Linked DNA regions of Homo sapiens: region 2 is linked to region 1. The links are chromatin loops, found by intact Hi-C in ENCODE. Cell type or tissue: natural killer cell. All regions are shown on one strand. Each heading gives the region's core, and the rest is flanking DNA. Links, peaks and the distances in the headings are about the cores only.

Region 1 (16,166 bases), core at 4,095-12,094:
CCTCCTTTTAAACAACCATCATTTTACTTTAGGACATGAATTTACCATACAATATTATTTCTTATATAAAACATTTTTCTTTATAACTGTCTTTGCATAGCTAGGGGGTAAGGCTAATATCACATATCCCCAGGCCTTATTTAGAATTTAATGCCTCCAAAAGAAATTGAGTAATTTCCAAAAGTCAAAGCAGTTTATGGCCTTAAAGCATTAAGCAAACCTAATATCTGACCTGCATGATTTAGACTAAATGTATTTATTTTATTAATAATCTTTAAAGCTGTGTTTATTTCCCAAAGATTACTAAAGTTACATGAACTAAAAGTCATTACAGTTTTTTTCTTCCAAATATTTTATATAAGCACTTTGATTTAAGCCAGTTAATTAGAGCTCTTATATATAAACATTACACACACAACACATATATAACTACACAGACAGAAGAAGATTACTACAGCAGTTGTAAGACTTTTCATTTGCCAGTTTTAAAGTTTCTTAATTGGATTACTGGCTTTAGGGTGGAGTCCTTGAAAGAACAGGGCCAGGAAAGGGTCTCTGGTGTCTTCTGTTTTTCCCAAGGAGTCCCAGGCTCTTAGAGCTTCAATATTCACTTTTAATTAAGCTGACTTTTAACCATAGCACTCTTTAACAAAATCCTTTTAAAATTTCTTATTACCTAACTTTAGCCAGGCCAAACAGCTGATATTTCTGGCTTTTAAACTTTACCAAAAGTAACCTCACAGGTGCTTTGAGAAAGGAAAATTCAAGACAACTGGTGGAGGGGAAGAGAATCAAAAAATGGCCAAGTTCACCCAAATATCAACCAGAAAGGCTCATCCCCTAAGCTAGGGATTGAACCCTGAACTCAGGCCACCATTGTGAAAAGAGAAAGCACGGCCACATGGTTACAAGTTCAATCTCCCAAGTACATAACTGAACATTTTGCTGGGCCATCTTGAACATCAGGCTTATGGGGTTTTAGGCACGCATTTTATCCTAAGGTACCACTCTTTATTACAGAACAATAGAGAAAGACACACAAAGCACACCAGATTCACTACAGCTTAAGACCAGCCTCAGAATTTTTTCATATTAATCAAAACTTTACAGAGGAGATAAGCAGTATCTTTTTACCCCTCATTTAACCAGTTTGCACAGAGAAAAAGAGGGAGAAAAGCCAGAAATCTGACTACCTAGGAATTCTAACACTTTTGCCAGCATACTAGGCTTCCCTAAGCAGCCCTAGTGACCTAGCTTGCTGCACCATCAACCTAGGGGCCAAGCCGCATAAAAAAGGAAAATTATCTTTTTTTTGTTCTGCCCAGAGCAAAATATGTGTGATGAAACGTAGACATTAGCCACTCTGCTTAACTCCCAATATCAAACTGTCAAGGCTTAAATTTGCCCTCAGATGAGACCCCCATCATCTTTAATCCAACCTCTGACTAGGAATTTCAACACGTGGTTTCTGGGCAAGATGGTTGCCCTGTGTAACAGAAAAGATAGGAAAGGAAAAGTAGAGAGAGAAAAGTATTGCCTGTGGCAGGGTGGGGAAGGTGAATAGCTCAAGGAGGCCAGATAAAGACCTACCCACTGCAGTGACACTGAAAAGTTCAGGCAGCCACTTGTCAGTAGCAAAGGGATCTTTTCCAGCAGTCCCATCAGGTCTCAAGTTTCCCCTTTTGGGGAGGAAAAAGCTCCCCATATCCCATGGTCCTGTAAATGCCTTATCCTGTCACCCATATCTGTCAGAAAAAAGTGTAAGACAGATTAATCCAAAGGGAATAGCGGTTAACATGCCATAGTGCCAAACCCATTCTTAGCCAAAAGGGACTTTACTGAGAGCCCTCATTTTCAAATGTACTTCAATGAATTGTTGTTCATTTGGAATGTTCTACAGTAAGTTACCTTTAGTAAGATTTTGCCGTTTCTGTAAGACTTCACTGCCTTCTGGGCATAATGTATAAGCTAGAAAGAACTCAGTTTTCCAGAAATTAAGGATCCCATTTTTACCTAAAATATTGGCTTTAATCTCAGGTTCTCTTGATTGACTTAGCCAATGATTTTTCCTAAGCATGCAAGCAAAAGGAAACAAAGGGGTAGAACACAAAAATCCCCATGAATTTTCAAAAGCCAAATTTTATAACCCCTGCAATATTACTGCTTAATACCAGTTCCTTTCTGACCAAGTCAGATATATGGAGCCTCTAACTTAATCCAAGCCAGTTAATTCCTGGATCAAATCCATTCCTGGACCCAGCCCAGATTCTGTTGTGACTTAAACCCAGTTTGGATCAGAAAGTTGCTTGAAGAAACTCAGAGGGCAAAAAGCACAAATCCATGGAGCTCTGAAATCTGAGAGAGAGGGAGCTTACCCATCATCCCCAGCTGCTCTGAGAGATTAATGGACAAAAGTGGGTCCTGCAGGTACCTTGTTTGTTCACTCAATGCTCCTAGGGCTTGCTAGAAGCTCTACTTTGGATCCCACTTCTGATACCGTCTGATAACAGAAAAACTTCAGCCAAAATAAATTTAAAGGAGTTTAATTGAGCAATGAGAGATTCATGGATCAGGCAGCCCCCAGAATCACAGCAGATTTAGAGACTCCAGCACAGCAACATGGTGGAAGATTTATAGACAAAAATGGGAAATGACATACAGAAATCAGAAGTGAGGTACAGAATGGCTGGATTGGTTACAGGTTGGCATTTGCCTTATTTGAACACAGTTTGAATACTCAGCACTGTATGAATTGTTGAAGTATGGCTACTGGGACTGGCTAAGACTCAGCTATTGTTACAGGCACATACTCCTAAGTTAGGTTTTCAATATTGTCTACCTATTAAACTAGGTTGCAGTTCGTCCACATGGCCTCATATATAGAAGTACAGAGTCCCTTCTCAGGCCATATTTAGTTCGCTTTAACAGGAGAAACTTAGTTTACAGTTCAGCTTTGAAACAAACACAATAACAGTTTTTTCCCAAAACAAACCTTACAATTGTTTGAAATGCTTGTTCCCCGGTGCTGTAAAGAAATAGCACTTGAACATAAATTTAATTTACTCAGCAAGGCCATTTTTATACTTTCTGTAGAAAGGATACACTCGCTAGCAGTTTTGCCAAGACAGCACAAGGAACAAAGGAGACAGGGTTATTTATAACCTGACGTGTCCACCCTACCACTCTGTCCAGTTTCCACTGGCTAGAACGGGACCTTACATTCTGTATTTGTCCTGATTGGCTAGCAACTTAGAACTTTTTAAAAGAAGTAAAGGTAGATGAGAACAAAGGAAGGAGGAAGTAACTTGTGGAATACTGAGAAAGGTAAAAACACCTTCAAATAAGGAAGAGGAATAGGCTGTGACCTAATGCTTGCTTGGACCAGTATAAGCATGCTAGGGCAAATATTTAGGCTAAATTGTGGGAGCTAAGAACATAAAGTGTATTGATTTCTTTATCATGGCTAGCAGATATTTAAGAATGTTAGCACAGGTCTTTGAATACATTTTGCGTCTAACCGAGAAGTTACTATTTATTCCTAATTAAATGGGGAGGAAAGTCTTTGAAGAGGAACCTCTATTTACTTTTTACAATTCCCCCTTTTTATTTTATAATTCCTCTTCAAACTTCTTTAATATGTTTTGACTTAATTGCTTTGTTTGTCCTTCTAAGAGAAGTAATTTTTCCAAATAGGGTGGAGGAGAGTTAGGAGTTAACTCTGTAAGAGTGGTAGAGACAAGTTTTTGTATAAAACTTTGAAGGCAGTGAATAATATAACAGCCTACAAGAATAAGTACACCAATAACAAGAACAAACAAGGTGAGAATTGATGTTAAAATTTTATTTTATCCACTGAACCAATGTTTCATCATTTTAGAAAAAGGGTTATTTATTTTAGACTTTTTGGCAAGTTTATCAGATAGGGCTGTTAATCCTTGTAGCGCTTTTGTCATAGTTCCGTCGGGGCAGTATTATTAGGAACAAAGGTACAACATTGAGTTTTAATTATGACACAAACAACTTTTTTTGCTAATGTTATATTTAAAGCTATTCTATTTTTCTAGGCCATCTGATTTCTAGGTCCTAATTGCTTAGCTATCTCTTTGATGGCATCCCCAGTGTAATTTATGAATCATTGCTGATTGTAATAGATATAGTTTATGTAGTCTAATTTTTTTTTATTTACCTACCGGAACAACGTGGATTTAAATTCTGCAGCTATTTGATTTTGTGCTTTAAACTTATTTGGCATTCTCACAGGACCTTAATAGCATTCATGTAAACCTGAGGATTAAAGGATTCATAAGGAGTTTCCTTTGGCCTGCAGTGTTTTGTTTTTACCTTTTCAGATTGATGAAATGCCAGGGTGAAGGGGATAGCCAATTGGATTAGAGCCCAAGTACTCCTCCAATTATTTGGCAAGGTGTCCAGTAAAGGTCCTCCACAGTACCACCATACATTTGCTTGGGGATGGCTAAGCATGGATGGATGGGCAAGCTCTTGGAAAGGCTTGAGCTCCTTGCATCCTTTTATGCTTCCAAGGAACACCAAATTTTCCCCCTCCCATGAGATGCATGAAGTAAACTTGGCATTTAGAGGTGGAAGCTGGATTGCCCTCAGGGGCTGACCTGCAGGGTGTTGAATTTCAGGAAATTGCAGAGAGAGCTCAGCATGATGGATTATCCCAAGCAGTGGGATTCTGAAAAAGACCCACCATACAGTCCATATCTGGTTGACGAGGAGACCATCTGAGTGGAAAGGGGATAATCTGGGCCTCTGGCCTACCATGCGTACAAGCGTAATAATCGCTTTTATTTAAAGTGTGAACAGAGTATTTAATCCATTCCAACCAGGCATTTGCATCTTGATATTTTGTCTTGATGGCTAAGGTCTCTCTTAGCTCTATTATTTTTACAATAGGCACCCTAGTTTTATTAGATGTAGGAGCACCCGGTGTGGGATCTAGAACTGAGGCTACTGAAGAAGGGAAGATGGGGGAATAATGCATATTTTAAAAATACCTAGGGGGTCTTTTCCATTTATGTCAATCCCCATACCATAGAAGTGACTAAGGGCAGGTCTAGAGTTAGTTAAGGTAGAGGTGGTGATACAGAGAAGGACAGGGTTACACTGATACGGCTGACAGTCACAAGGGGTAGCCGTTTTAGTGAAATAGATGAGGGGTTTTAGATCTGCACAAATCTTTTTCGTGGAAGTCCAACTTTGCTCCTGAGTAGTTTAAAGGATGGAGTCCCATTTACTACAAGGTTGCCAGGCCGTAGGAGCAGAAAATCAGCATCTTGGCTTTAGGTCATTACAACAATGAGTGCTAGGGGAAACTGTGTCAATTAGAGGGCTGGGACATAAATATTTGTGTAAAAAGGCTAGCTGTTATTGATCTTTTACATTTCCACAAGGTATGACAGAGCAAGCATTAAAGGCAATGGTCTAAGGTGTGTCAGACTTAGTTATATTAATAACAAAGGAACTAGTGACAGAATAAGGAAAGGAAAGGAAGCAATATAGAAGGTATATGAAAGTTAAGCTTTCTTTAACTTAGGGCCTGATCCTAGTACAGTAATGCATGATTCTGAGAGGAGGATGTTTTCTTGACTTGAGTATGTTGGGTCCATTTTTCTCTTGGCTGTGTGGACGGCAGTCTCAGTGGTTAACAGCATAAAATAGGGTTCTTCCCAGGGTGGCTTGAGGTTTTTCTATGTTTTGATAAGGACTTGGTTTTCAGGCTGGTGCTTGTGTGCTGGATTTCTAGGGGTGGTACCTGTACTAAAAGACTTTTAGTTCCAAGGGAAGGGAAAGTGGAAGATAAATTAAGTATATAATTTCTGCTGCATATCCTGGGGCTTGAGGCCCCATGGTGATGCCTCCCACTCCATTCCTGCTCAGCACCACCCAGGGCATGCTGCAGCCCTGCTCCCTTTTAATGTCTTGGCCTTCTTGTGGCCTTCACCGCCCCTGCACACTGTGGCCTTGGGGTTGAGGGGCCTTGTGACTTACCTGGCTGCCTTTTGGGACTTAAGAAAGCTAAACACCAGGCTGGGTGCGGTGGCCCACACCTGTAATCCCAGCACTTTGGGAGGCTGAGGCGGGCGGATCACGAGGTCAGGATATCAAGACCATACTGGCTAACACAGTGAAACCCCATCTCTAATAAAAAAAAAAAAAAAAAAAAAAAAGCCAGGCATGGTGGCAGGCACCTGTAGTTCCAGCTACTCAGGAGGCTAAGGCAGGAGAATGGTGGGAACCCAGGAGGTGGAGCTTGCAGTGAGCCGAGATCACACCACTGCACTCCAGTCTGGACGACAGAGTAAGATTCTGTCTCAAAAAAAAAAAAAAAGAAAGAAGGAAAGCTAAACACCACTTTATATTTGACAATGTTTTTTGTATGATTTTATACCAGATAAGTTAAATTTTACCTTTATATTAATGTGCTATTAATGTGAAACTTAATTTTTATAAAATCTTATTGTCATTATTTCCACTTTTAATGTCTGACTATAAGGTAAGACTTTTATAGACTCTTTTTAACTTTTTATAATTTTTGTTAAAGAGCAGGTTAGTGCTTTAAGAAAAATTTACTGTGCTTTTATGTTAATGTCCAGTTCACAGAAAAACTGGATGATACCCCTTTAGCTTTAGCCAATATGTTTACACAAAGAATTTCCTTTACAATTAACATTTTAAAACTTGTTTAAACCTTTAAAACAAAATTTTTTAAACCTTTTAATGTAGGTAAAAATCCATATTCTTATGCCTCCTTATAATCCTGTTATTAAAAGTATATTTTATCTTTCTTACATACCTTGTACATAATCTGGGTTTTTAAAAATAATTTTACATCCAAGAGGCCTAATTATTTAAATTATACAATATTTCTTGCATAAATTCCCTTTTATAGCATTTCTTATGACTTTCACAGACAATCTTCAACATGTCTTAACTTTCTGCCTTCCTTTTACATTATTTCTTTTCCTAGTTTCACCCTCTGTGTCTTCCTTTGATTTCTGTCTCCTCCAGTTTCTCTCTTTCTTACTCTTTCCCTTGATTTCTCTATCATTTGCACTCTATTTTCCTCTCTCTCTGTGTCATCCCGTTTCCCTTTCCCCTCCCGAGTTCTCCCACTCCTGCCACCAGCGGGGCCAGGCCACAGCATGGGCCCCACCCCTGTGCACATGCTGCCATCTATTTCTCCTATTTTTTTTTCTCCCAATTCCCCTTTTTGCTTTTTTCCTTTCTTCTTACTTAGTTTCTCGGGGTGGGTGGGATTTGCGCAGCTGCAGTCCGGGCCCCGGGCAGTCACCAGCCCAGAGGCTTGGCAGATGCCTGCCACAAATTGCAAGAATTATGCCCCTTTCACCTCCTCTGCTCTCCCCCTGGCACTGGTCCCTGCCCTCTTTTTCACATAGAGCCAGGCTGGGGAGTGGGACCTAACTCTTGGCATGCCTGCCTTGCTGTTTGGTGCTGTGCTTGCTGTTTTTGCTTTCTTTCTCTCTGAATTCCTCTCCTAGTTTCTTTTTCCTCTCTGCTGGTCTTTCCTTTGTCTTTGCCAGTGACCTGTGCTGCTGTTTTCCCCTCTCTTTCCCCTTCCCCTAGGGGAGGGACCAGCGGGAGTGGAGCTACTGTTTCTTCCCCTAAAGGGAAAGAAAAGGGGGTTCTGAATATTTTTCTTACTACGGGAGGTTTGTGTGAGGTTCAACCCCACTCATGGGGATTTCTCACCTCTTTCTTATGTTCAACCCCCCCCATGGGGATTTCTCACCTCTTTCTAAGGTTCAAACCCTCTCGTGGGGATTTCTCACCTCTTTCTGAGGTTCAAAGCCCCTCATGGGGATTTCTCACCTCTTTCTGAGCTTCAACCCCCCCTTCCCATGGGGATTTCTCACCTCTTTCTGAGGTTCAAAGCCCCTCATGGGGATTTCTCACCTCTTTCTGAGGCTCAACCCCCACCCCCCATGGGGATTTCTCACCTCTTTCTGAGGCTCAACACCCCCCCATGGGGATTTCTCACCTCTTTCTGAGGCTCAACCCCCCCCCCCCCCCCGTGGGGATTTCTCACCTCTTTCTGAGGCTCAAACCCCCTCGTGGGGATTTCTCACGTCTTTCTGAGTTTCAAATGCCCGTCATGGGGATTTCTCACCTCTTTCTGAGGTTCAACCCCCCCCATGGGGATTTCTCACCTCTTTCTGAGGTTCAACCCCCACCATGGCGATTTCTCACCTCTTTCTGAGGCTCAACTCCCCCTCATGGGGACTTCTGACCTCTTTCTGAGGCTCAACTCCCTGCCATGGGGATGTCTCACCTCCTTCTGAGGTTCAACCCCCCCTCATGGGGACTTCTCACCTCTTTCTGAGGTTCCATCCCCCCTCATGGGGATTTCTCACCTCTTTCTGAGGTTCAACCCCCCCTCATGGGGATTTCTCACCTCTTTCTGAGGTTCAACCCCTCCACGTGGCTTTCTCACCTCTTTCTGAGGTTCAACCCCCCACATTGGGATTCCTCACCTGTTTCTGAGGTTCAGCGCCCCCCACCATGGGGATTTCTCACTTTTTTCTGAGGTTTAACTCCCCCATCCTGCCCACCTCATGGGGATTTCTCACCTGTTTCTGAAGTTCAGCCCCCCCATGGGGATTTCTCACCTCTTTCTGAGGTTCAAGCCCCGCCCCCATGGGTATTTCTCACCTCTTTTTAACCTGCAAGACATCCCGACTAAGGAATACTTCACGGCCCTGCTGCGGCTTTCTTTCCCTAGTCCCAACTAAGGAATGCTTACCGCCCCTGTGGTTTCTCTCTCCTTGGTATGTCCTAACCAAGGAATGCTTTACAGTCCTGTGGCTTTTTCCTTAGTCCCGACCACCAAGGAAATACTTTACTGGCCCCTGCGGCTTCTCCTTCCTTGGTCTGTGCATGGAGTTGTCACCACGGTATGTGGCTACCTTGCTGGCCAGTTTCTTTCTTTTCTTTTCTCTGCGTTGCTGAGAGTCCGAGTTTATTCGTCACACTGGGTGGGTCTCAATTTCTCATCCCTGAGGCCACCGCAGTGAGGCAGAAGAGCACACTCCCTCAGGAGAGAGGACTGGAGACCGCCCCTGGAGAAGAATACATCCCCATATGGATTGCCACCGAATTGTTTGAAATGCTTGTTCCCCAGTGCCATAAAGAAATAGCACTTGAACATAAATTTAATTTACTCAGCAAGGCCATTTTTATACTTTCTGTAGAAATGATACACTCACCAGCAGTTTTGCCATGAGAGCACACCGAACAAAGGAGACAGGGTTATTTATAACCTGACATGTCCATCCTACTGCTGTGTCCAGTTTCCACTGGCTGGAATGGGACCTTACATTCTGTATTTGTCCCGACTGGTTAGCAACTTAGAACTTTTTAAAAGAGGCAAAGGTAGAGGGGAACAAAGGAAGGAAGAAGTAACTTGTGGAATGCTGAGAAAGGTAAAAACAGCTTCAAATAAGGAAGAGGAATATGCTATGACCTAATGCTTGCTTGGACCAGTATAAGTATGTCAGGGCAAATATTTAGGCTAAATTGTGGGAGCTAAGAGCATAAAGTGCATTGATTTCTTTATCACAGCTAGCAGATATTTAAGAATGTTAGCACAGGTCTTTGAATAAATTTTGCTTCTAAGAGAAGTTACTATTTATTCCTAATTAAATGGGGAGGAAAGTCTTTGAAGAGGAACCTCTGCTTTACTTTTTACATCTGTGGACTAGACCAGCTAAAGCTGCAAGATTAGAAGTTATGGTAATCTTACTAAATTCAAGATGTAGCTATCTTTATTAAACCAATATCAATGTCTTATTTATTAAAAATTACACAAGCAAAGATCATTCTGTCTTGGGCCGGGTTTATAGTTTCGTAACCTCTATGCCCAATTTTGACACCTTGTAGTATTTGGCAGGGATAAGTATGAAATTGCTTGATTAATAAATGCAACAAATATGTATGCTGGCAATTCTTCAGACATTTCTAATATTACTTTACCAATAATTTTAAAGCTAGCTTATTTACTAAAGATTTTGCTTATGTAAATAAGAAAGCATTTGACTAGTCTTTTCTTTTTTCCTGATAAAGGATCTGATTCAAGTGTTTTTATTTTCTTAAGCCAATTAATTAGACCTCTTTTATATCAGTAGTGAAATATTGTGTTGGCAATGCATAAATACCTAAATGTATTAGGCATGCCGATAGAAGTACATTTTATAGATTTATAAAAACCTTTTATTTTTCCCTATCTGAGACTTTTGTATTCTTGATAACCTGTTTCACAACCCTAGGCAGTAGTCAGTTAAATAGCCTTAAATTTGCATGTTAAAGTAAAAAACTCAAGTGAAATTCAAATAGCAAAATTTACATCATAAGGTACAGAAAGAGTAAGTTTGGTGGTGCTGTAGGAAGATTAAAGGTGGATGCAAAATCAAACATAAAATTATAGAAATCTATCATAGGATTGTATAAGGAGACCAATCTTATTTAAATAGGGACTATCTATGGATCTCCAAGCTCTGGGCAGAGCCCATACTGAATTGTAAATCTTCAAAAAGGGAAAATTATTGTGAGGTTAGACCATGTGATGCTTTTACACTTGAAAAAAAATTTTTAAAGACACTTTTAAGTGTCTAAACCACACTCTTCCTTTAAAACCCAAGAGTAACTTCTCTTGTGGTAATGATTTTAGTCAAAAATAAAAAAGCAGTTAACACAATATAAAATTAAGCAGTTTAAGAACTGAGACATATGTGGCTAGGTTGCTGGCCAGTTTCTTTTTTTTTCTCTGCGTTGCTGAGAGTCCAGGTTTATTTGTCACACTGGGTGGGTCTCAATTTCTCATCCCTGAAGCCACTGCAATGAGGCAGAAGAGCGCGATCCCTCCTGAGAGAGGACTGGAGACCGCCCCTGGAGGAGAATATATCCCTGTAATTAAATAGATTCCCCATAAGGAAAAACAGGTTTCTCCCCAAAAGGGAGTCTGGTGCCTTCATTTTCTTTAAGGAGCCCCAGGCTATTATAAACTATTTTAAGTCCCTTATGCAGCAGAGGGTGCAAGAGAAAGGAGAGACAGCAGAAGTAAATGAAGAAAACAGAATTCAGTCAACTGAGGAAGAAAAAAACAACTTTTGCTCAAAAAGAGACATGGTTTTAGGAGAAAAACAAAAACAAAAACATGAAGGCCTTTTAAATACGGGCACACACATATGCACACACACACACACACACACATCTTGGATGTTAGCTTTTAATTAAGCTGACTTTTAACCACTGAGTTGCTTTAAAAAAATCTTTTAAAATGTCATTACCGTATTTCAACTAGGAAAAATTGCTGCAATTTCAGAAGTATAGCCATTGCTCTTTCAGCTTGATCTGGCTAGTAAAAGGTGGCCTTGTTATGTAAATAAAGCCCCTTCGTAGTCAAAATGAAAAATCTTTCCTCTTTTTTTTCCCCTTTTGCTGGCCATTTTTCCCCCCCGACCACACCACCATTTTTTTTTTTTTTTTTTGGTAGGAATTTAGCCACTTCAGAGGCCTCGTTCCCTGTAATTTGGAACTTCCTTCAGATTTAATCAGGTCAGATAGAGCTGATCAAACCCAGTGGTAAAAAGACCAAAACAACAACAAAAATAGAAACAAACAGCAGCAAATAAAAAAGTTAAGCAAAACAAATGATCACACAACTTATATAGTTACTGAGCGCTCTAATGGTAAGGAGAAATTAAGACCAGCTGGTTGTTAATCTTAACTTTAGCCAAGACAAACCACAATTCACTTACTTATCTAGGATTGGGTCTCAAGCTGAAGACTGCTCTCTACCTTCCTAGAAGCAGGGAAAGAAAACTTCTTCTTCCCGTTGGAAGCAAGCTCAAACTCCCCAAAGGAGTTACCTGCTGTTAGATATGAGTTCTAAATTTCTTTTCAAATAATTAATATGTCAGTATGTTCAATTCTTTGCCTTCTACTTTTAAATTTAACTTCCTTGTAAAGCAACATTTTTCGATTACCTACTCCACCCTGACTCATTTTGATCACCTGCTCCACCCTAACTCATTCCAATCACCTGCTCCACCCTAACTCATTCCAATTACCTGCTACCAGCTCTGCCCTGACTCCCACCAAAGCACTCACTCCCTCATTCTCTTTAAATTAGCCAGCCAATCAGAATTAGCTTAGCCAGTGCTGTCTAACCCTAGCCAATAGGGGAACGACACAACAGCAGGGGCCACGTGCATCAGGGATAAGAACCCCTTCCCCTCCCTTGTCCAGGTGTGCGCTCACCATTGCTCCAACTGTAAGGGTGCACCCTTCTATAGAAGTACCTTGCCTTGCTGAGAATTAAACGAAAATTTTACATTCGAGTGCTATTTCTTTTGCGGCACCAAAACTTTATATATAACACTGCCTACCATCGTAGTGGAAGCAGAAAAACTTGCCTTCCTTGTGTTGGAAACAAGTAAAACTCCAAAAAAAAAAAAAAGTTGTACAGCAAAATAAACTAGTTCTCAACCAAATTTTGGGAGATCAGGGATTCTCTGGAGGGGATGCTTCCAGGCCTCAGCAAATTGTTCTATTGGTTTGAGTCATAAAGATTGCTGAAGCTGGTACCAAGCACCCATAGGAGATTTGTCAAAGGTGAGGGACACCTACACTCAGAATCCCTCCTTGGTTACCAAAATGTGAACCCCCAAATTCTGAGACAGGTCTCAGTTAATTTAGAAAGTTTATTTTGCCAAGGTTGAGGACACACGCCCATGACGCAGCCTCAGGAGGTCCTGATGACATGTGCCTAAGGTGGTTAGAGCACAGTTTGGTTTTATACATTTTAGGAAGATATGAGCCATCAATCGACATATGTAAGATGAACATTGGTTTGGTCTGGAAAGGTGGGACAACTTGAAGCAGGGAGGGGGCTTCCAGGTCATAGGTAGATAAGAGACAAATGGTTGCATTCTTTTGAGTTTCTGATTATCCTCTCCGAAGGAGGCAATCAGATAGGCATTTATCTTAGTGAGCAGAGGGGTGACTTTGAATAGAATGGGAGGCAGGTTTGCCCTAAGTAGTTCTCAGCTTGGCTTTTACCTTTAGTTTAGTGATTTTGGGGGCCCAGGATATTTTCCTTTCACGGAAGCTAAAAGTTTCTTTGATCAAATAATCAATTTATTTTATTTCCAGAGTAAGGATTTCTGTGTGCTTTTCTCCAAAGACTTGTATTCTTTTTAATAATTGTTTTTCCTCTGTTTTCTTTAACTATCACAGATAAGGAATGGTAAAGAGATTTTGGTAACTATTCTGACTTTCAGAACACTTTGTTGTTTCTTTTGTTGAGTAATAGAATTTCTTTTTGATTTTTAGAATTTCTAGCAATCAAAGTAATGCTCAATGAAAGAAAATTTGGAAAAAAAAAAAAAAAAAAAAAAAAAAAAACAGCAAGGAGGGAAGAATTGTCACCTTGAGTCACATCCCAAAGTCAAACATCACATTTCCAGTTTCTTCTTTTCTATGCTTAGGCTTTGAAAAGACAAAGAGTAATACTTATTGCACATGTTTCTGCATTACTATAAAGGTAAATACATATCCAGTTACTTGAAATAAAATGCCTGCAAAATCCTGTCCTCTCATCTGCCATTGATAACAGCAAATTTTTCTGTTATGCAGCACAGTGATGAGTTCCATTCTTCATCCTTTGTTGGTGACCATAGGATTCCTTTTTCTTTGAGCCTTGAAATTACACTATATAATTTTTTTCTTCTTTTTCATGGCATTTCTATACCTTTACTGCAATTCTAGCATTATTTATAATATTTTACACTGTGAAGTTTTATTTTCTCATGTTTGTAAACATACTCATAACTTTACATTTTATTCTTTTCACTATTATATTTTTGCATATTATTTCAGTTTCTATAAATAAAAACTTAAATGTCTAAATAATAGTCCATCAAAAGTACTGTCTATAATTTAACTACTTTCTAACTAGTGGAGTTTTAAGTTGTTTTTTGATTTTAGCATTATAAATGTAAATAACTTTGATCATAAAAAGCTTCAGAATGTTTTGAAGAATAAAAGATCTGTCTTTTCCCAGAACATACCTATTTATTTAGGTTAAGCTGAAAAGTCAATTTTTTTTTTTTTGATAGCAGGCAAAGTCTTGTTGATACTTACAGACTGCAGAGAAAATATAAAACAAAGGTACAGCCTTTATGCTTGAAGGACATACATGTTTTGTTGTTCCTCTTCTAGAGATGGCAAGCCTGTCTCATCTTTATTATGCTAGGAGGAATACAGGAGCTGCCACCATTGCTCAGCTTCTAGTTCACTTTCTGCCGACTTTTGGAGTTTTCACACATTGACTAAGGACCACAAGTATAAAGCTCTCGTGTTTTTATCTCTGGAGCTTAAGGCTAAGTGTGAAGCATGCAGTACTTTTTTCCAAAGATTTTAACAACACCTTACATGATTGTTATTACTTGACTCCTTTGGGTAAGAGGGAACCAAGTGAAGGAACAAGGGTGCCTCTCAAGTATGGCAACTCAACGACACACCCAGCAACTGTGTTCAAAATAGAGCTCAGAATCTAGCTTTAGTCTTTCAACACAAGAAAGATAGCAATCTCAAGAAATATGCTTTGTATTTGAATTTGGATTGGAGTAGATTGTTTGTTCAGATTCTCTAGGCTGGATACTCCCTCTCATTTTATTTTTTTTAGTTTTCTTTTTTTGAGATGGAGTCTCACTCTATTTGCCCAGACTGGAGTGCAGTGACACAATCTTGGCTCACTGCAACCTCTGCCTCCCTGGTTCAAGCCATTCTCATGCTTCAGCCTCCCAAGTAGCTGGGATATCCCTCTCTTGCTTTCTTTATCCTTATTTTCCCTCTCTCTCTGGAAACTTTTCTATTTTGTTTTATTTGAGATAGACTCTGTGTTACCCAGGCTGCAATGCAGTGATGTAATCTTGTCTCACTGCAACCTCCACCTCCCCAACTTCACTCCTTCAGAGCAACTGAGACTACAGGGGTGCCACCATGTTCTCCACTGGAAACATTATTTTTGATTATCATCAAAATACGGGGGAGAGGGGCAGTGTTATCGGCCTCTAGTGGGTAATGGCCAGGGATGCTGCTTCACTGTGGGGGCTACAATGCACAGGATAGCCCCCACAATGAAGAATTATGGAGTCCAAACTGTCCATAGTGCCGTCATTAAAAATGCTGCTGTACATAACAAATGTGTACCTCTATGAGATGGATACTGGCCTTCCCTGATTTATTAAAAGCAAAGGGCAAGAAATAATTGGCCTAAACTCTGAAGTTACCTAATATCTTGCATGTAGTATTTTGAGAGTAATGACCATAGAAGGCATATCATACCAGGATAAATAAATATGCGGAAACTTCTGTTGTAGTTAGGAGGAGAATTTGGCAGCGCCAGGTACTCACGCCTGTAATCCCAGCACTTGGGGAGGCCGAGGCAGGCAGATTACCTGCCATCAGGATTTTGAGACCAGTCTGGCCAACATGGCGAAGCCCTGTCTCTGCTAAAAATACAATTAGCCGAGCCTGGTGGCGCACACCTGTAATCCCAGCTACTCAGGAGGCTGAGGCAAGGAGAATCGCTTGAACCCGGGAGGCAGAAGTTGCAGTGAGTCGAGATTGTGCCACTACACTCCAGCCTGGGTGACACAGTGAGACTCAGTCTCAAAAAAAAAAAAAAAAAAAAAGGAGTATTTAACTTTGTTTTTGATGTGTGGATCATTTTTATTACTTTCATAGGATGTCAGCACTGGAAGGAACTTTAGAGATAATCTAATCAACACCACATTTTTCCATTGTACACAGGAAACTGAATTCCAAAAAGGAAACGAACTAACTCAAATTTTCCCTGATCTGGAATTACAAGCATCAGCTCATTATTCCTGCAATAAAACCGATTGGCCAGGAGCTAAACAGAAGACTTCTAAAAAATGAAAACCCCTGGCCGGGCGCGGTGGCTCACGCCTGTAATCCCAGCACTTTGGGACGCCGAGGCAGGCGGATCACGAGGTCAGGAGATCGAGACCATCCCGGCTAACACTGTGAAACCCCGTCTCTACTAAAAATGCGAAAAATTAGCCGGGCGTGTTGGCGGGCGCCTGTAGTCCCAG
Region 2 (16,166 bases), core at 431-8,430, 1.2 Mb before region 1:
GGTGCCTGCACAGTGCACAGTCCCTTCCCATCCTCAGTCCACTCCTGTACATAGCCCAGACAGAATGCTGGACTCACCCAAAAGAAAGAGACCGAAATCCCTTGCGCAAGTGGAAGAGCCTGCAATTGAAAATGTTAAGCCTCCAGGTTCCCCTGTGGCCAAACTGGCAAAATTTACTTTCAAGCAGAAGTCAAAACTGATCCACTCCTTTGAAGATCACAGCCATGTGTCACCTGGTGCAACTAAAATAGCAGTTCATAGTCCTAAAATTTCCCAGCGTAGAACAAGAAGAGACGCAGCCTTGCCGGTGAAGCGTCCAGGAAAGTTAACATCTACCCCAGGAAACCAGATCTCCAGTCAGCCACAGGGTGAGACAAAGGAGGTGTCGCAGCAGCCACCAGAGAAACACGGACCAAGAGAGAAGGTGATGTGTGCCCCTGAGAAGAGGATTATTCAGCCTGAATTAGAGCTTGGGAACGAGACTGGGTGTGCTCATCTTACTTGTGAGGGAGACAAAAAGGAAGAGGTTTCAGGCAGTAATAAAAGCGGCAAGGTTCATGCCTGCACATTAGCCAGATTGGCAAACTTCTGCTTTACTCCCCCATCGGAATCCAAATCAAAATCCCCTCCTCCTGAAAGGAAGAACCGAGGTGAGAGAGGCCCAAGCTCCCCTCCTACAACCACAGCTCCAATGCGTGTCAGTAAAAGGAAATCTTTTCAGCTCCGTGGGTCCACCGAGAAACTGATTGTTTCCAAAGAATCCCTCTTCACTTTACCAGAACTAGGTGATGAAGCATTTGATTGTGACTGGGATGAAGAGATGAGAAAAAAGTCATAGTTGGGAAAAGCTTTCTGGTCAAATCTCACCTTCTTCAACTCCACAGAGGACCTTCAGGATATCAATATGGTATTTATAAATGTATAGAACAATTGGCCATATTGAGGATCACTCTGAATACTGGCTCCCCCTTAAGGCTTTCTAATTTCAGGTTAATCTTCATGACTTAAAAAGTTGTATAATCAGTTGAGGTCAGTGTGATACCAGCAGCTGAGCTGAATTAATTATGTTGTGCTTAATTTTACAAATGGAGTACTTGTATTCCTGTTCCTGAAGCTGTTTCTGTTTTTTGTTTTGTTTTGTTTTTAAGGGGGAGAGGTTCTTCCCTAGATTAATTTCTTCTTTCATTCACTCAGGAACAAATGTCAAGAAGGTAGCACTCATAAATCTAACAAGGCAGATGAACTCTTTTCTACTTTTTTTTTTTTTTTTTGTATTTTCACCTGGAATGGGCTAAGTACAGTGAATATAATCACTTGGATGATTTGCCAAAATCAGACTATTTTTCTAGTATTATTTTTGTATTGATTTGTGTGGATCAGGTTAAATGTGACTAATGCTTTTCTTTCTTTGAGAGGTATCCTTACAATTCCATGATGTTCTTAGAGATCTGGCCACTGGTCAAACAGTACCTTTCTGAAGTACTGACCTTCTGAGTTGTCCTTTCTTTCTTGAGCCAACATTTTGTACTTCAGATTCTTTTTTCTCTTGGGGGCCTACCTTCAACCAAGTAAAATACTGTGATTAGAAGAAGAGAGAGTATGAGCCAGGCACAGTGACTCACTCCTGTAGTCCTAGCTACTCGGGGAGGCTGAGGCAGGATGATTGCTTAAGCCCAGGAGTTCGGGGTTACAGTGAGCTGTGGTCACACCACTGTATTCCAGCCTGGGTGACAGAGTGAGATCCTGTCTCTAAAAATAAAATAAATGAAGAAGAGAGACTATGTGGTAGTCTCAATCAAACATCATGTCTCATCTACCCAGCTGGTTAATATGGAAATGTGATTCCTACTAAGTTGTGATTCACTTGTCTTTAAAACCAAGGAAATTATATACTGTTTTTGGTCAGAATAGATAACCTCAAGCTTTGTCTTTCTATGTGCTTTTAAAATCACTTATTCCTTTGGATTCTAATAAGGGTTATTAGGATTCAGTAATTATGGACTTTCTCTTCTGAAGTGTGAATTTGTAAACTGATTGTTTAATTGTCAGAGGGACTTTTGGACATAGAATACTCAAAACTATATGTATTTTGTTTAATTTTCACTTCATTCAATTCACGCATTGAAAACAAATTTAGAAAATCCAATTTTTCTTAAGCATTTAAACGTTCTAAAATTCACTAATAAAATTTTCTGAAAAAATTTAAACTGTGAGTACAAATTTAGTGTGGCTGAGTCTTGAAATGATTGGCCATAATGAGTACCATTCTCTGAAGTTTGAAACACCTTAAACAGCTGATAAAAGACATATATAAACAATGATTATAAAATTTATTATTTCTGTACCTGTTTAATAATTTACCAGTATACTATGATTCTTAATATATTCCTAATCTTTCAGTTTTATTGCTTTCCTGGGTTTCAGTGTTCTTACCAGAACTAAAGGAAAAGGAATGGAAGTGGGTTTTTGACCAGCTGAATCTTGATCTGGGCGTGGTCTGATTATTTAGATGAGGATGACTCAAACCTAAGCCACAGTGTGGAGCTGACTTTTTTTAATGGTAAATTTTTAAGTCCATGTCTTATGAATTTTTGTCTTTGAAACTTGGTATCTTTTGCAGTAATTATGTATTAGGTTTTGCATGGCTGACAGTACCTAACCTATTGGCATGTCATTAGGGTATTTTGATCTGTTATGTTATTTAAAATATTTGTATTCTTTATTGGGACTTTTGGTTTTAGAGGTTTCATTTTTAGTAATGAGAGATTTAATTTTCATAGTTACCTTGTCTCTTTAGGACACTGAGTAATTCATATTTTAAATTACATGTTGAATTGTCTTTCTTCCTTGGTCATTGTGTATGACTGCCAATGCCACCTTCTACCTGGTTATAATTTGTGCCCACCATGCATCCTATTATTTTGTGCTAATCAATCCACTTTCCATTTTAGTACCTTCTGTCAAGATTTGGCCAAATTACCACTTCCATATGTTTATTCTTTGGTACTTACCCAGATAGAAATAACTACATACCTAAATATTTTAAACAGACATAATTATTAGAAGAAATAAAATACCCAATACATATTGAATATCCCTTATCTGAAATGGTTAGGCCTGGAAATGTTTTGGATTTTGGATTTTTTTGGATTTTGGAATATTTGCACTATACCTATACTTACTGGTTGAGCATCCCAAATCTGAAAATCCAAAATCCAGAATGCCCCAGTGAGCATTTCCTTTGAGCATCATGTCAGTACTCACAAAGTTTTGGATTTGGGATTTTTCGATTAGGGATATTCAACCTGTATAAACATCCTTCTTACTAAAATGTTAAACTTCTATCACAGACTGTTATGTGTTATAACTGCCTCATTGTGCTTATATTTAATGCTCAGTCTCACAGCTTGGTCAGAGTCCCTTTATGTTGACCTGAATGTCCTTTCATCATTCTGATGCTTCTATAAAAGCATCCATGCTATCCGAAAACAACAGGATGTTCCATACCCATTTTGATTTCTTCATGCTCCATGTCATGGAGTCAGCTATCCCCAAGGTACTCTGTTTCCTTTGAAGGTCAGTAGTGTTAGAGACCAAACTCTAGGCCTCAGGGTCACCTGTTCAGGAGAGTCACTAATGGGCAAAAGTTCTTCCACTGCTGTTGGGTCAAGTTTAGTAGGTTCAGAGCTGGAAAGTGTTTTGATGTCCTGAGGTCATGTTTTATCCTGCTGTGTCCTACTTTTGTTATAGACGTGATTTCATGATGACTAAAACTTTCTCTTGTATGGTCTTTAATGTGTGTATCAAGGAAGCACATGGATTGTCTTGGGGGAATATGAACAGTCTCACAGGTCACATTTCTGTTCAATAAAGAGAGGTGTAAAAAATAACCTTTGGCCGGGTGCGGTGGCTCACACCTGTAATCCCTGCAGTTTGGGAAGCTGAGGTGGGTGGATCACTTGAGGTAAGGAGTTCAAGACCAGTCTGGCCAACATGGTGAAACCCCGTCTCTACTAAAAATACAAAAATTAGCTGGGTGTGGTGGTAGGCGCCTGTAATCCCAGCTACTCGGGAGGCTGAGGCAGGAGAATCACTTGAACCTGGGAGGCGGAGGTTGCAGTGAGCCAAGATCATGCCACTGCACTCCAGCCTGGGTGACAGAGTAAGACCCTGTCTCACAAACAAACAAACAAAAAACCTTTAATTCTGAATCAAGTTGCCAAAATATTTTGATTTCAGTCCCAGTGTACTTCTTGAAAACATTTTAATAATGTAAAATTATCTAAACACAATAAAAACTATACTTAATTTTATCTGTGAGAGGGCTAAACCAGAATTTAAATTCTATTGTAACTATATGAGATAATGGAATTTTCTGATACTGTAAAAGATTAATCTTCAGTGCATATGTAGTATTCTAAAATGTATAATAGGAATTTTATTGTAATTTTTGGTGTCTTATAGAAATATGAGCAAAACAAACATATTATTCTGATATCTTTAACTCTGTGGCTTAATGCAAATTTTAAACTTTTTTGAAGGTATACCAAAACATTAAACATTTATTCTTGGTTGACAAATTTTAATTCTAACAAACTTACACATTCTGTAGGCATACTTGATTTCTGTTCCTTCTCCATGTGCTAAACCTTCTGCTTAACGGGTGGAATGCTAGAGAAAATCCTAGGTTAACTCAGAGAGCTTGCCTTTAGCCAGTTCACAATATTTAGGAGTTCAGAAACTATCCAACCTTGAATTCTAGGTCACTAGAGACTTCCTGGGACCTGGTGAACCTTTCAGATGCAACTTACCAAACAACCAGTTTCCAAACCTATTAACATCACAATGTAGGAAGCTAAGCCAGTGCTTCTTCCTCAGTGTTCAAAACCATCCTCTGAGCTTGCTTTCCTTATTAACATTCAAGAAAGATAAAAGCGCCCTGGCTCACATTAGTACCCACTCCAATTGGGGTGTTCCTGTCAGTGTTCTGTCTTGCATGTGACATAGCCCCCCAGGTATACGGGGAGCCATTACCCACACACATCCTCTTCACTGTCACTCAGAGGACATGCACAGGAAGTGGTGGCAACCGCCCCTTATGACACACTCAGTAGTTCTTGTATCTGTTCCACTGCCACATCTCTTCCTTAAAGGCTTGAAAATGCATCTAAGGGTAATATTTGTAATAAAAGTGAACTTGACAGATATTAAACTAAATTTTAAAAAATTGTGTCTGTGAATAGTCCGGTGCAAGATACAGTTTAAGGGAGGAAATGGGATATACATACTGGGCCAGGACTTACCGAGAAATGAGTAATTTCTATATCTTGTGAATGCAAATTATTTTTAGGCCACTCTTCTTTATGTTTAGTTGGAATTGCAATTCCTTGGTAGAGGTGAACCGACAGAAAGCAAGCATTTGTATCAGGTGTGTTTTTATGTGGGAACAAACTTGGTTTAACTTACAGTTTTCATGATAAGCAAAACCAATGCTGGAATATTGCTTACTATTTTGAGATCTAACTTTTTCAGTGCTCAATAATACATAGAGTGCGAGGTGGGCAGATTACTTGAGGTCAGGAGTTCAACACCAGCCTGGCCAATATAGTGAAACCCCGCCTCTACTAAAAATACAATAATTAGTGGGGTGAGGTGGTACGCTTCTGTAGACCCAGCTACTTGGGAGGCTGAGGCAGGAAAATCGCTTGAACCCGGTAGGTGGAGGTTGCACTGAGCTGAGATTGTGTCACCGCTCTCCAGCCTGGATGACAGAGTGAGACTCCGTCTCAAATTTAAAAAAAAAAACAACATAGACTGGGTAATAGAACAAAACTAAGAACAAGGCAAATTGGGTTCTAGAACTAGCCAACAGTGTGGCTTCGCCGTCTTCAGCGGTCTTGTCCATAAAGGCTGAGGATCAGGCCTATCTATTACATATTGCTGAGTTACAGAAAAGGAAACCCTCAGAAGCTAGCTGAAATAAAGGCAAGTTTGCTGTAGGGATACAGCAGGGAGTCTCATTAAGGACAGGCAACAAAGTCTCACCAGGCCACATGGGCCCAGAACTGGAAAGTCAGGACTGAAACTGTTCCCTCAGCCTCTCCTGGATCCTCAAGGTCCCGTGTTGTTGCCTCTCTCAATGAGTGTGCTCCAGTTTCCTGTTCCTCCCAGCAGCCCCACGTTCTGTGCTCACTCAAGGCTTATCTGCTCCAGCTACCCTCTGGCTTTTGAACTACTTTGGGGCCTGGCTCCAGCTGTGACTTTCTCTGACCTTGCCAGATGATGCCCTACCTACATCTTTCTGATTCAAGCTTTTTAGTTCAGATTCTTGGTGGGTTCATCTTGGCTTGAAAGGGAGTAGAGGATGAGGAGAGTGGCCACCTGGTATAGACACAGCTGCTTGAGCTCTGGGTGGAGACAGTCTCAGAGAGTGTGGGGTGGGAGGCAGTGATTGGCCAGTCTACCGCATCTCTATCTCCCTGGAGCTTTTGGTTTAAGGTTCTATAATTATACCACTTCTATTGATTCTATTATAATTACTGAATTAAGAGAGCTTTAAGGCACTTGGGTCATCTTTCCCAAGGAGCTAGGTAAATTCCTGACCTGATAGCAGCTAGGTACCTTACAGGGATTGCAAACCACTTTTGGCTATACGAGAAGTGCAGCTTAGGCCACAGGCCACAGAGGGAGCTACTTATTGTGTCACTAGTTATCAAACTTCCGTTTTCCTGTGTATATATTGCTCACCATAACTACAGCATAGCTGTTAAAAATACTTAAATGAAAGTCAAAGTAGATGGGAGTATGTAAAGAGTATTACTCTGAAATATGTTTAGGAATAATCTCTGTGGTTAAGAGATACATATATTATTTTCCAGATTTTCAACTTTACAATTGCCAATAAAACAGGGACTAGATCCAATATGAGGAGAGGAAAATGCGAAAGTGTCTTAGGCCTGCTTTAATCCTGTTTAAAATTGTAGAGGAATGATAGTCAAGAATAATTTTAAACTGAGGAGTAATGCAATTTTGACCTCTAATGATCTTATTTAATCACTCTGGGAAATGAAGTTGCTTTTTCAGCAGGAGAATTAAAGCTATTTTGAGGGATCTTGCTGCCTTTGAGGGGACTCTGTGAATGGGGGAATGATGCTGTAGCCTGGGGCACAGTACATCCCTGGAGAGACTCCCTTGTTTGTAGACTTTGCCCCTAAGAACTAGTAACAGTGGAAAGAAAATTGTACAACGTGATCCATCCTGAATGAAAAGGTCCCTGCCAGACACTGTCCAGTTGTTTTTCTTCCCACTAATCATTACTTCTTCATAAAGGTTACAAAAGCAATGAAATTTTGATTTTAAGTACTTATTTGCCCCCAGTGAAATTTTAGTTACAACATAACAGTAATATCAATCATCATAAGATTAGTACTTAAGGTTTTCAAGACATATTTAATATATGACAACATTAATATTCACACAACTAGTACTATTTATAGATCAGGTGATACCCTATTTTACAAATGAGAGAAAAGCTCCAATGTTTAAATGATTTTTCTAAAAATGTCTTTTTACTTGAAAGAAGATGAAGTTCTGGAACATATGTTTCTTAACTCCTTCCCTCCTTATTGCTCCATTGAAAATAATATCTATTCATAAAGGGTAAAAGTTATCTATTTTGGTTGTTTGCTATGTGCTAGTTATTCGCCTAGCATTTTTCAAGTATTAACTCATTTAATCCTCACAACAATCTATGGCATAGGTAACATTATCCTCATTTTACAGATTAGGTAATTGCATCTTAGAGACACTAAATAGCTTGATCAAAGTTACATTACTAGCCAGTGATGTGACACCTATGTTAATTCATAAAGTGAGAGGAAAATATTACCTACAAGGAACTTCACTTTGCCCTGCTCTTCATCCACTTCCCACTGCCACACATCACCTCTGCTGCAGTCTGCACCATGTGTCCTGCCTTCTCCCCATTACAAGACATGGGTTATCCATGCTCTAGCCAAAGAAAGCCTTCCACCTGCCTACTAGATCCCATCCCCTTTGCCCCTCATTCCTCTGGGACATAGCTCCAGCAATTTTCTCTGCACTCCTGCTTTATCAGTGTACCCCTTCCACCAGCATACAAACATCTTGATATCTGTCCCATCTTAAACACACCTCTCTCGACCCTACTTCCGTCTTTTAGCAAAACTTTAGAGGAGTTGGCTATTCCCCTTGTCTCTAATTCTTCTCTCCTGAACCCACTCCAGTGGGTTTTTGCCATTACCACTGCATGGAAACTCCTATTAGGGTCATCACTGACCTTCAATGCTCGATTTGCAGTCCTTATCTTACTTAATTCTACACAGTTGATTACTTCCCCCTCCCCGAAATCCTATGTCACTTGGTTTACAGGACATTATATGCCTGTGATTTTCCTTGCTAATGTCTTCTAGTCTCCCCAGCTTTTCCACTCCTTACCCAGTTTTCTCCACGTCTCTCGGATCTTGAATGTTTGAGTGACCCAGGGCCCTTTTCTATTCCCACCCACGCCCTTGGTATTCTCTTTCAATCTTCAGGCCCTCAGCACCCATCTTACGTGATGGTTTCTTTCCTGAACTCCAGACTCCTATATCTAACTTCTATTCAATATTTCTACTTAAGTATCTAAAGGCCATCTCAACTCAACCTATTCCAAATTGTACTCCTGCTCTCATTCCCCTGAACTTGCTCCTTTCCCAGGCTGGTCCATCGTGGTAAATTAAATGGAGACTTGATCCTTCCAGTTGCTTAGGCCAAAAACTTGTCATCTTTGACAATTTACTTTCTGTTGCACCTCACATTCAGTCTGTTAGAAAATTCCATGGCATCTCTATTAAAAATATATCCAGGAGCCGATCACTTCTTCCACAGTTACTGTATCACACCCGTTCAAGCCACCATTATCTCTTGCTCTGCCACTCCACCTCCCTACAGGCCATTCCCAGCACAGTAGTCAGTGATCCTGTTCATAGGTAAAGTCAGGTCATGTTACTTACCTCAAACCTTCTATCAGCCCATCTCACTCTGGGTAAAAGCCAAAGTCTTTATAATGATCTCTAAGGCCCTACTTGTCTGGCCACCTACTACCTCTGACATTGCACACCAGCCTCCTTGCTGGTGCTGTAATATTCCAGACATGATCCAGCCTCAGGGCCATTTTACTTGCTGTTCCATCTGTGTAGACTCTGTTCCCCTGAATTATCAGGGAATCACACTCATATTCATCAAGACTTTGTGAAAATGGCGGGGCATGGTGTCTAATGCCTGTAATCCCAGCACTTTGGGAGGCTGAGACGGGTGGATCACTTGAGGTCAGGAGTTCAAGACCAGCCTGACCAACATGGTGAAACCCCATCTCTACCAAAAATACAAAAATTAGCCAGGCATGGTGGTGCACACTTGTAATCCCTACTACTCAGGAGGCTGAGGCAAGAGAATCGCTTGAACCTGGGAGGCGGAGGTTGCAGTGAGCTGAGATCGAGCTCTAGCCTGGGCAACAGAGCAAGACTCTTTAAAAAAAAAAAGACTTTATGAAAATGTCATCTCTCAGTGATGCCTAACCTATTGAAAATTGCAAAACATTCTTCCTCTTATCCAATTTATCATAGCATCTTTACCATCTCATATAAAAGTTATTATTTTATTGTTCTAGGTACTAACCAAGGATGAGGGAAATTGAGAATGGATAGTAGAGGAAAGAGATGACATCAATTGCTCCTTCCAGATCAGCTGCCGTGGTGGAGGCTGTGGCTCATGCCACATCTGGCACAGTACCTGCAATTGGCACTGCTGGTTGGTGGAACTTGGGGTACTCTACTAACGTCTTCCAGAATCTATCTGATTTGTGTAGGGGCCAGACATAATGACTTACATTTGCTGGGGACTACCACTCTGCTTCCTTTAGGTTTTTAAGGGTGGCACTAACTTCTGCCATTTGCCCCAGGAAGTTTTTAATTTGCAGTCTTGCCCAGAGGGATGTGTGGAGGCAGCTTGAGAATCCTTTCCCACCGTGATAGCTTTTGCCACAGGCCAAAGAGCCAATGTGAGCATGTGAGTGTTCTGCCCACTCCACCTATTGTCCATTTCAGTTATACTTTCAAGGACCAGGGACATAACCATGGCCTTTCCTCCAGTCAGTGGGCTCTGAGTCCAAAAACTGGTTCAGGTACAGAAGCTGGTTAAAAAATTGTGACTTTTTTTTTTTTTTTTTTTTTTGAGACAGAGTCTCACTCTGTCACCCAGGCTGGAGTGCAGTGGCATGATCTTGGCTCACTGCAATCTCCACCTCCCGGGTTCAAGCGATTCTCATGCCTCAGCTTCCGGAGTAGCTGAGACTACAGGCCCGCACCACCGTACCCAGCTAATTTATTATTATTTTTTTTTTTTTGGTAGGGACGGTGTTTCACCATGTTGGCCAGGCTGGAAGAATTGTGACTTTTTAGTGGCACAGCTGCCTTCAGCCACCTCCTTTCTTCTGGCTGTATTGATTAGGGGTCTTGTTAAAAAAACACAGATTGCTGGCCCTACCCCTGGAGTTTCTAATCCAGTAGCTCTGGACTGGGGCCTGAGAACTGATATTTCTATCAATTTCTCAGGTAGTGCTGATGCTGCTGGTAGGGAACTGCATTTCGAGACCACTGGCACAGATTCTGCAATACCCTTGTTGACTTCCCTTCTGTCTTGCCTCTAGGGATTCTAGCCATTTCTATAGATCTCTGTGAGTCCATTGCCCTACCTGCCACTCTGACCTTGCGGCTTACTGAAACATTTGCTTCTACCTTGCACCTGACACTTAAGCATTGTCACCTGGCCTCTGTTTTATTCTGGGACCTTTTGTCTCCATATTGACCAATCATTAGCTGTGGGCTGCCCTGGGGAAGGGGGCATGGCTTTGGGCTGGGACTGTCTGCAGCTGAAGGCAGTCTCTGGAGGGGGCTTCAGCTGTGAGCTGTCAGCTGCCAACACTCTCAGCAGCTGGAAAAAGTGGGCTCATCAATCTTCAACTGGAAATGTGGGCAGTGCACCTCAGCATCTACTCCCGTCTGTCTCAGGCCAAGACTGGGGTAAGAGGAGTGGGGCACTTGCCTCAGGCACAGAATTTAAGGGGACACAAAACATTCAGTAATCCAGATAAATATTTTGGCACAATATTTTAAAAAATCAAAACAAAAATTCATGACAGATTATCGGATTTTTAAATAATAGACAAGATCAGTGTTCCTGATTTCTCCTTTTGCCTTTGGGCGCTGATGTGGCCTAGCATGGCATGTCTTCTCAGGCTGCATGAGGGCGGGGCTTTTGCCTGCTTTGCTCACTGATGTACCCCCAATGATTAGTGGTGTGTCTGGGCATAGTAAGTGTCCGATAAATATTTGTTGAATGAGACATTTAAAATATTTGAGGGAAGAATTACCATTCAGCTACATTTCTCATTTCTCATCTCTTTCTTTCTCCCAGCTTTTCCCACTAATGTTGACTGAACACAAGAGGCTGTTTTCACATTAGAGTCAGACTTGAGGGGGAGCCATGTGTGACTTAGGGAAAATATCTGGCCAAAATAGGATGCAGTTCACTATAAAGGGCAATTGTGAGGTGTGAATGTTTAAAAATATTTTTTCTTTTTTTATTTTAGAGACAGGGTCTTGTCCTGTCTCCCAGGCTGGAGTGCAGTGTCACAATCATAGCTTACTACAGTTTTGAAGTCCTGGGCTCAAGTGATCCTCCCACCTCAGCCTCCCAAATAGGTAGGACTTGGGAGACTGAAGCAAGAGATGCACGCTACCATGTCTGGCTCGTTTAAAAAATGTTTATTGTAGAGACAGGCTCTCAGTATGTTGTCCAGGCTAGTCTTGAACTGCTAGCCTCAAGCAATCCTCTCACCTTGGCCTTCCAAAGTGCTAGGATGACAGGCATAAGCCACCATACCTGGCCTAATGATACCTTCTTAATTGATTTCATTGTCAGATTTAATGGATATATGTAGTGTGCTTCATTGTATTAACTCTTGTCAGCTTATATAATTATGAAGTAAGAGTTTTTTAAAATGCTCAAAAATCACCCTGCCCCCAAGTATAGATGGGTTTAGAATTCCAGGACCAAAAGTGGAACAGAAAGCCATGGTACAGAGTGGGAAGAGTAATGGTCAGCAGGTGTCCCCTCCGCTGCCGCCCACCCCCCCACCATGCTCCCTGTTTCAGTGGGATGGAGGGGAACCCTGAGGGAAGCTCGAAGGCAGAGGTTAGTAGATAGAGCATCTTCCGGGGTAGCTGGCAGCATTTTGGCACATGATGCTGGAAGAGGATGTGGCCGGAGCTGCCAGGCACTGAATCCAGTAAGTTCTCTCCCTACTGGGGGAGCCTATTGTCACCATATCCTACCTTCCTTGCACCCAGAGCCAATTCTAACTTGTTTTTTAAGCCAATGAAAGGAACTTGGGACTGGGCGTGGTGGCTCACCCCTGTAATCCCAGCACTTTGGGAGGTGGAGGTGGGCGGATCACCTGAGGTCAGGAGTTCAAGACCAGCCTGGTCAACATGGCAAAACCCTGTCTCTACTAAAAATACAAAAATTAGCTGGACCTGAGAAATCTCAGAATCCGGTGAGCTGAGTAGTCTTGCCCCTCTCCGGAGCAAGAGCAGAATACGAAGACTGCTAGGGTGTTGCTGGGCCTCGTGGAGTGTAAGGACCGCAGTCCTCCCAGGCTTGGAGAGACCTGGGGGAGTCCATGATGGTGAAGATGTGGGAGGGTGGAGGAAGTGACTGGGACTGAGCACCTGCTGTGTGCTAGGCATCATATTAGACACTTTGTGTACACACACACACAATAGTTATGTGCCGTACAACAGTGTTTCTCTCAACAATGGAGCACATTTACCATGGTGCTCCCATAAGATTGTAACAGAGCTGAAAATTTCCTGTCACTTAGTGATGTCTTGATGATCCTGACCCTGTATAGGCCTGGGCTAATGTGTTTTTGTTTCTTTGTTTTTAACAAAACAGCTTAAAAAGTTAAAAAGTAAACAGCTTTTGGAATAAAGATATAAGGAAAAGTAATTTTATACAGGTCTACAATGTGTGTTTTAAGCTAATGTTATTATAAAAGAGTCAAAAAATTTTAAAGTTTAGAAAGGAAAAAATTTACAATAAGCTAAAATTTATTGTTGAATGAATATATATATATATAATTTTTTTGAGACAGGATCTTGCTCTGTTGCCAGGCTGGAGTGCAGTGGTGTGACCATAGCTCACTGTAGCCTCGAACTCCTGGGCTAAAGCAATCCTCCTCCCTCCCAAGTAGCTAAGACTAAAGGCACATGGCACCACACCTGTCTGATTTTTAATTTATTTGTAGGAATGGGATCTAACTATGTTGCCCAGGCTGGTCAAATTCCTGGCTTAAAATGATCCTCCAAAGTATTGGGATTACAGGCATGATCCACTACATCTGGCCCAGAAAAATATTTTTAAAACAAATGTAGTGTAGCCTAAGTACACAGTGTTTATAAAGTCACGGTAGTGTATGGTAATGTCCTAAGTCGACATTCACTCAGCCGTCACCTACTCACTCACTGAGAGCAACTTTTAATCCTACAGGCTCCTTTCATGGTAAGTGCCCTATACAAGTGTGCCATTTTTGTCTTTTTATGGTATTTTTACTGTACCTTTTCTGTGTTTAGGTATATTTAGAGACACAAATACTTATTTGTGTTACAATTGCCTACAGTATTCAGTGCAGTAACATGCTGTACAGGTATGTAGCCTAGGAGCAATAGACTACACCATAAAGCCTAGGTGTGTAGTAGGCTATACATCTAGGTTTGTGTAAGTGCACTCTATGATGTTTGCACAAAGATGAAATTGCCTAATGATGCATTTTTCAAAATGCATCCCCAACGCTAAGTGACACATGACTGTGTATGTATAATAGATACAAGATATACAGAGAGATATTTATTTAGTTCTCATAGCAATTCTGTGAGGAAAGTATCATTAGCCCTGCTTTACGGATGAAAACAGGATCAGAGGGGCTCAGTGAATTTTCTAGGTCACACAGCTAATACATGGATTGCAGTGGAGCTGGAACTGTTTGGTTCCAAAGCCCGTGTTCCATCAACCATCTTAGGACAGCTCCCAAAAGAAATGTGACCGTCAGAGCAAAGGCAGGGCATGACCAGGTAGCCGAAGTCATAAGGTTTCTTGGTGCATCTCCCATTCACTCACTGTTTGCTTCCGGAAAGAAAAGTGTAGGGCAGCCCTTTCCTGATGTGTACTAAGCTACAGCACCTGTGTCGAGATGAGAGTGAGCCAAAGGGCACTGGTTGGTAGGATGAGGTGGAGGAGTATTTTAATTTTTGGAATTTGGGAAGCAGACAGCTTTACTTTGTAAGGTTGGAACAGCAGCAACATCCATTACATATAAACCAAAAATCTTTACTATTTCTAAATTTCCTAGATTGCTATTATTTGGTCCTAAGTTGAGTATTCGTTCCACAGAAAGTGGTAATTATTCCTCTACATGCAGACCTCAGCAGCTGCTCACACATTCCAGAGCAGGGGAGTCCTTGCCTTGGGCTTGGTTCAGCATCTAAGAAATACAGTGACATTGCAGGGTGGCAGCACCTGGCGACGCAGGGCAGAGCCGTCCACGTAGAGCACATTGAGAATGACAACCCTGGAGGATGGCGAGGTGTGGCCCTGCAAAAGATTCCTTTTTATTTTCCATCAAATGTGCTCAAATACTATATATTTTTTCATGAACAACTTTTCCTCGCTCAAAAATTAACAACTAGACCCTGGAGCACCACCGTGAAAGGGTTTTTGTTTATTTCCTGCTCTTGCTTGCTTCGAACAATGATTGCTCTAACGGCTGAATAGTCAGCTCTGGAAACAGTATCTAGGTCAGCCTGTCCTTTTTGCTGCTTCCCACCACTAGGGGGCAGGAAGTATCTGATAAAGGAACTAAAAAGGCTGGAAACGCGTGCATTGACAAGCAAAAGCCGGAGGCTTGCCTGCTTGCAATTCTTATGATGAAAACATTTCTTCAGAAATCAGCCTCATTTGAGCACTTCTGGCAGACGCAGAGGCCAGCTGAGGAGTGGGCCAGGAGAAGGGGAGGGCGCCTCAGGAGGCGTGTCCTTTGATCATTTTGGAAAAACCGCTCTATCTTCTGAAGACTTTGAAAATGCATACCTAGAGAGCAAGGCTGCGACAGGGCTTTGAAACCCCCTGAGCCATGAGGTCAAGGTCCATTTTATAGAAACCTGTAATCTGAAAGAATATACATTTAATAATGTGATTCTTTTGGGAGGTGGGGAGCAGGCACTCAGATTCCAAATCCACAGGTCCTCAAAGGGATATTGTTCATCAGAAGCTTTTTTTAAAAAAAATCCCAGAATCCCACACAAGTGATAGACTGCACAGAGCGATGCACAGTTTAGCATCCATACAGGTGTGAGGATGGAGAGAGCACTGGATTGGGTGCCTGGCTGCTGCTACTCACTAGTTTTGTGACCGCCAAAACCTAAGCTGCTGTACACCAGCAAAGCAGCACAATATCTCCTTTGTCGGATTGCAGCATCAACAACAAGCATTTATCCAGCCCCTACTGTATGCCAGGCACTGTGCTAGGCACTGGGGAGATGATGAATGATAAGATAGGCACGGTTGGTCCCTGCCTTGTGAACATGACATCCCAGTGAGGATTTATTATTATTATTATTATTATTATTATTATTATTATTATACTTTAAGTTTTAGGGTACATGTGCACAACATGCAGGTTAGTTACATATGTATACATGTGCCATGTTGGTGTGCTGCACCCATTAACTCGTCATTTAACATTAGGTATATCTCCTAATGCTATCCCTCCCCCTTCCCCCCACCCCACAACAGGCCCTGGTGTGTGATGTTCCCCTTCCTGTGTCCATGTGTTCTCATTGTTCAATTCCCACCTATGAGTGAGAACGTGCGGTGTTTGGTTTTTTGTCCTTGTGATAGTTTGCTGAGAATGATGGTTTCCAGCTTCATCCATGTCCCTACAAAGGACATGAACTCATCATTTTTTATGGCTGCATAGTATTCCATGGTGTATATGTGCCACATTTTCTCAATCCAGTCTATCACTGTTG

The links. Hi-C counts contacts between places; a loop is a spot of excess contacts. Peaks named below come from ENCODE experiments on the same cell type or tissue, not always from the same donor. Only the 100,000 strongest peaks of a DNase experiment are listed, where the experiment ranks them.
Region 2: a loop joins it to region 1, with 4 times the contacts of the local background. A loop is called at or near these places in 2 of 110 quality-filtered maps.

The regions. Positions count from the first base shown.
Region 1 is chr6:117,608,842-117,625,007 of GRCh38, reverse strand. It overlaps the pseudogene NEPNP. Among named protein-coding and RNA genes, the nearest start is that of GOPC, 14 kb to the right of the region's middle. RefSeq lists enhancers at 7,929-8,008, 8,029-8,638, 8,667-9,407 and a silencer at 8,668-8,962. In natural killer cell, for the core only: no CTCF peak of the experiment used is centred there; DNase peaks (open chromatin) are centred at 8,067, 8,577 and 10,607; H3K27ac peaks cover 2,285 bases.
Region 2 is chr6:118,799,496-118,815,661 of GRCh38, reverse strand. It overlaps MCM9 (minichromosome maintenance 9 homologous recombination repair factor), which reads left to right. Exons shown (of 14, transcript NM_017696.3): 14 at 1-2,207. The coding sequence ends at 838. Among named protein-coding and RNA genes, the nearest start is that of ASF1A, 87 kb to the left of the region's middle. In natural killer cell, for the core only: a CTCF peak has its summit at 6,685; DNase peaks (open chromatin) are centred at 5,061 and 6,691; H3K27ac peaks cover 3,219 bases.